2 separate regions of the Homo sapiens genome follow, and region 2 is linked to region 1. Evidence: chromatin contacts called from ENCODE POLR2A ChIA-PET data. All regions are on one chromosome and are shown on one strand. The core of a region is the stretch at or near the end of the contact, and the rest is flanking DNA. Distances in the headings are between cores, read along the strand shown. Region 1 overlaps TESK2 (testis associated actin remodelling kinase 2). Region 2 overlaps MAST2 (microtubule associated serine/threonine kinase 2).

Evidence for each region. ChIA-PET counts read pairs that join two places held with the same protein, here RNA polymerase II (POLR2A).
Region 2: POLR2A ChIA-PET joins it to region 1 with 10 read pairs in activated CD4-positive, alpha-beta T cell. The contact joins two enhancer-like sites. POLR2A ChIA-PET finds 5 or more read pairs at or near these places in 2 of 52 experiments (OCI-LY7 and activated CD4-positive, alpha-beta T cell).

What each region holds. Positions count from the first base shown.
Region 1 is chr1:45,406,715-45,409,414 of GRCh38, reverse strand. All of the region lies in intron 3 of TESK2 (testis associated actin remodelling kinase 2), which reads left to right. Among named protein-coding and RNA genes, the nearest start is that of TOE1, 68 kb to the right of the region's middle. Within about 2 kb of position 1,379, at least 2 of the 41 ENCODE cell types and tissues checked have a DNase peak (open chromatin) inside an H3K27ac peak, as active enhancers do.
Region 2 is chr1:45,973,829-45,976,528 of GRCh38, reverse strand. All of the region lies in intron 5 of MAST2 (microtubule associated serine/threonine kinase 2), which reads right to left. Among named protein-coding and RNA genes, the nearest start is that of PIK3R3, 160 kb to the left of the region's middle. RefSeq lists a silencer at 849-968. Within about 2 kb of position 1,413, at least 3 of the 41 ENCODE cell types and tissues checked have a DNase peak (open chromatin) inside an H3K27ac peak, as active enhancers do.

The DNA of each region.
Region 1 (2,700 bases), core at 130-2,629:
ATTCTAACCACACTCACTAACCCTCTTGTTTCTCAGACACATTAAGCTTTTTTCCCTGCTTCAGGGCCTTTGTACTTACTTTATTCCAGAATCATATGATATATTTCTGCTGAGATAGCCCCTCTTCAAAGAAATCTTTTTGACTAGTCTAAAATAGACATCGATATTTGTTACAAGTTCTCATTACTTCTGAAAAGAACCTTATTCATTTGTTTACCTATTGCTTAAAGCCTCCAGTATTGAATGAGCTCTCTGAGGGTAGAAGTTTATCTTTTTCACCACTGTATTTGTAGTGCCTATAGTGTAGTATCTCTAGAAGCTGATGCCAATTAGAACCAAGCCAGTTTGCATCACAGAAACTTATAAAAGCTCAGGAACTGAAGGTGGGTGTCAGGCTTGGGCTAAAAATAAGAGGGCTATTCAAAGTCTTTTAAGGGGTAACTGGGCCTGAAAGTCAACATCCCCATTTCTTGTAACTAATCAGTTAAATATCACCCACCCCAATAAGACATGGTTTATTTTTGGAGAAAAATTGAACCAGAAATACTTCATACTAGTGAACATCTGATAGAATGCAATACCTAAAAGAGGAGATGGGGGGATAGTCTGCATACTGGAATGGTGAGGCTCATAAGACTTCTAGTCACCTTCCATCACCTGGCTCTCAGGCAGGCAAGAATCATTCCTATCCTACCCTCAACCCTGCCACTTGCCAGGAAATTGATGGATTTTTTCCTGGAGAAAATGAATAGACCCAAATAAAGGAAGACAGTTTTTTAAAAATGACAACCTTTCTCAGAAGTATTTGGCTTTGGCAATATAATAAAATTAAAACATTTTTTATATGAGCCATAGGCTCATGCTCTTTGAGTTCTCACCATTCAGTATGCAGACTAACCCATTGTGCCGGGCCTGGCTAATACCTGGAGGGGAGAACCAAAGGACATGTGCTTCCAGATTGAAAGGGCCCAGCACAATGAATGAAAAAACAGCCACCCAGAGCATATCATTATGAAATTTTAGAATATGGGTAATAAAAATATTCTAAACATTTCCACAGAGGAAAAAATTTAAAAAAAAATCCCATACAAAAAAGCTAGAGCAATGGAAGATGCTTTCTGAGAGAAAATGATTTCCTACTTAGAATCCTATGTCCAGCTGAACTACCAATCAAGCATGAGAGTAGAGTGAAGATATTTTTAGATAGGCAAATTGTCAAAAAATTTGCCTCTCATGAGCCCCTTCTCATGATGCTATTGGAGGATGTGTCCCTTCAAAACAGGGAAGTAAACAAAACACCCTAATAAAAATAAAAAGGAAGCCTTGAGACCTAGAAAGAAGTGGGTATAAAGGTAATGGGAAGTCCCAGGATGACTGTTGTGCAACAGTCTACAAAATAAGCAGTTCAGGTTGGATTCGAAGGATTACAAGATTCAGGAGAGATGTTGGGAAGTGGGGGTGTGAGGAAAGAACTTATGTATTTCCTGATATGTTTGGCAGGGTGGAAATCCATATTCAGAAGAATTTTACAATTTTGTTGGAGGCTTTGGAAAGAAGTAGCAGTAGGCATGCATATAAGTCCTTTCTCATGCTGCTAATAAAGACACACCCAAGACTGGGTAATTTATAAAGGAAAGAGGTTTAATGGACTCGTAGTTCCACGTGGCTGGGGAGGCCTCACAGTCATGGCAAAAGATGAAGGAAAAGCACAGGGACATCTTACATGGCTGCAGGCAAGAGAACATGTGCAGGGGAACTCCCCTTTATAAAACTATCAGATATCGTGAGACTTACTCACTATCACGAAAACAGCATGGGAGAGACCTGTCCCCATGATTCAATTACCTCCCACCAGGTCCCTCCAAAATGGGAATTATGGGAGCTACAATTCAAGATGAGATTTGGGTGGGACACAACCAAACCATGATAGCATGTAATAACTAAGCAAATGAAAAAAGGGGTAAAATACAAACAATTATAGAAGAAATAAAGTGAAATCATAATATAGTACTTGGCCTCATAGTGATTATAATCAGTCATAATAATGTAAATGCTGGCCAGGCACGGTGGCTCACACCTATAATCCTAGCACTTTGGGAGGCTGAGACCAGCCTGGGCAACATAGTGGGACCCTGTCTCAGCAAAAGATTAAAAAAACAAAAAAAAACCCATTGTGGGGCCACCACCTGTGGTCCTACCTACCCAGGAGGCTGAGGTGGGAGGATCTCTTGAGCCCAAGAGTTCAAGGTTTCAGTGAGCTGTAATCACACCGCTGCACTCTAGCCTGTGTGACAGAGCAAGACCCTGTCTCTAAAAAATAATAATAATTTTAACGATGTAATCCTGAGTCTTGATTTTTTTCCCCTGAATGTCAATTTTACCCCAAATTATCTTATAACAATATTGGAAGGGAAATATTTAAGAATGCTAAATCCTCAGCTGCTACACTGTAAAATCAGTAGATAAGGTCAGAAATGGCAGTGTATGTTAGCTAGATGTATGAAGGTAAATAGAATAAATAGCTAAAAAGAGTTGAAAGTGGTTCCCTCTGAGGAGGTGATTCAATGTGGTGTGGGCAGGGTAGGGGACTGTTATTTTTTATTATATGCCTATTTGAAGCTATGTAAGTGTGTAACTTAAGTTACTTAAGGAGGCTATTGCAATCATCTAGATAGAGCTCATGATGACTGGGACCACATG
Region 2 (2,700 bases), core at 164-2,663, 570 kb before region 1:
AGAGTTTTCCTTGCATTCTTCTCACATGTTGTGGCCCCTGAGTAGCTGGGATTACAGGCATGTGCCACTATGCCTGGATAATTTTTGTATTTTTAATAGAGATGGGGTTTTATCATGTCGACCAGGCTGGTCTCCACCTCCTAACCTCAAGTGATCTGCCCACCTCAGCCTCCCAAAGTGTTGGGATTACAAGTGTGACTCACTGTGCCCGGACCACTTTGCCTCTTCAAGCCTTAAAGAGTATTTAGTTTTCCCCGGGTGTGGTGGCTCACACCTGTAATCCCAGCAATTTGGGAGGCTGAGGTGGGCGGATCACCTGAGGTCAGGAGTTCAAAAGCAGCCTGGCCAACATGGTGATACCCCGTCTCTACTAAAAATAAAAAAAAATTTGCTGGGTGTGGTGGTGCACACCTGCAGTCCCAGCTACTTGGGAGGCTAAGGCACAAGAATCACTTGAACCCAGGAGGTGGAGGTTGCGGTGAGCCGAAATTGCACCACTGCACTCCAGCCTGGGCAACAGAGAGAGATTCTGTTTCAAAAAAAAAAAAAAAGTATTCAGTTTTTAGATTAAAAAACCACCTTTGGCAAATCTTGCCTCCACAAGAAAATGAACATATATACAAAATTGGGAATATAATTTTAGGGGATTTATGGCACTTGTAAAACCACTCAGGGTCCATGGATCTTAGGTAAAAAAGAGTCCATGCCATGGACTCCTCATACCTCATCCCTTTAGCACTGCATATAGCCCTCCGTGACTTTCTGCCTACCCATCCATATTTGATTAGCAGTTTATAATCTAGTAACAAACGATCTGTACTTTTTTATGGTCTGTGTTTTTTTTTTTTTTTTGAGACAGAGTCTTGCTCTGTTTCACAGGCTGGAGAGCAGTGCAGTGGCGTGACCGCGGCTTACTGCAGCCGTGACTTCCTGTACTCAAGCGATCCTCCCTCCCACCTCAGCCTACTGAGCAGCTGGGACTACAAGTGTGTATTACCACACCTGGCTTTTTTTTTTTTTTTTTTTTTTTTTTGGAGAGACAGGGACTCACTATATTGCCTAGGCTAGTCTCAAACTCCTGACCTCAAGTGATCCTCCCACCTTGGCCTCCCAAAGTGTTGGAATTACAGGAGTGAGCCATCGTATCCAGGCAACTATAATGCTGTGGACTGTTAATTTCCTAATCATATAATTCTATTTCATACGGATCTTAGAATGAGCTTTCTACCTCATTCAATGAGCTACCTCCAAAAAGAACACCTTGCTTAATGACTAGCTTGGGTTACAAATCTTTACTTTTGTACTCCCAAGCACCCTGGACACACATTTAGTACAGCCCTTAACATACCCTGAACAGGTTGCAACTTGACTGTCCCCTGTGGATGCAGCTTCCTTGGCAGCTCTCTCAAATGATGGCTGTTGGATTTCACATGCCCTTTGTACCACTAGACCTAGAGGTGGGGTAGACATCCTGCTGGCTCATTTCATCTTCAGGCATTCTCCCTCTGTTCTCCATAAAAACACCCAGGTTTGAAATGATGTCATCAGACTACAACAACCATTACTCCTCCTTGCTAAAAGTCACATACAAACCTTTGGGAAATCCCCTTCACTCTTTAAGGATTTTATTCCTGTATCACTCACATTCTTTTTATCATGCCTTCTGTCAGGAGTAATTTCAGTATCTTCACACAATCTTTCCAAAATCCTAGCCTGAGAAGTTTCAGAAAGTCATATAGAAAAGCTGACTAGTCTCACTTTATGTGTATGATCACTAACTTTGGCTCTTCATACTACTGGAAATCAGACCATACTTCTTAGTGTACTCTTTCTCCCATCCTTTTAAAAGACTGTATCATACTTTATCCTCTCTCTTCAGGCTCAGCTAATCACCTCACTTTCCATTTTAGTGAGAAAAAAATATTTTTTTGAGACAGGGTCTTGCTCTTTCTCAAAATCACAATCACAGTTCCGTGCAATCACAGCTCACTGCAGCCTCGAACTCCTCAGACTCAGATGATCCTCCCACCTCAGCCTCCCAAGTAGCTGGAACTACAGGTATGCAACACCATGCCCAGCTAATTTTTGTATCATTTGTAGAGATGGGGTTTCACCATGTTGCCTAGGCTGGTCTCAAACTACTGGGCTGACATGATCTCCCGCCTTGGCCTCCTGAAGTGTGGGGATTACAGGCGTGAGCCACAGCACCTGGCCTCAACTAATCAGAGAAGAACTTCAATAAGCTATCTTTACCACATCTACCCAGCCATAATCTGCACTGTATTCCCCACATCCTCCCCTATTCCTAGAGAAGGACTGTTTGTGCTCCTAGCTAGGCTAACCTACTGCTTATTTACTAGATCCCATCCCCTCTCAACTATAGAAGGACACTGTGCCAGCCATTCTCCTTTCTCTTGCATTATCAGATCTTCTCTTGCTGTTGAATCACTTCCATCAGTGTATGTACATAGACACTGTTACTTTTTTCAAATAAGAAAACTCTCTTGATCTCTCTACCCATCTTTGCATTTCATTTCTGCTCTAACAGCAAAACTCCTTGACAAATTATTTAGTTATTATCTCCATTTTCTTTTTCCCTTTCTTTCTTGACTCACCAATTAGGTTTTGCCCCCACCATTCCATCAAAACAGCTAATCAATGTCAACACTGACATTACATTGCTACATCCCACTGGCAATA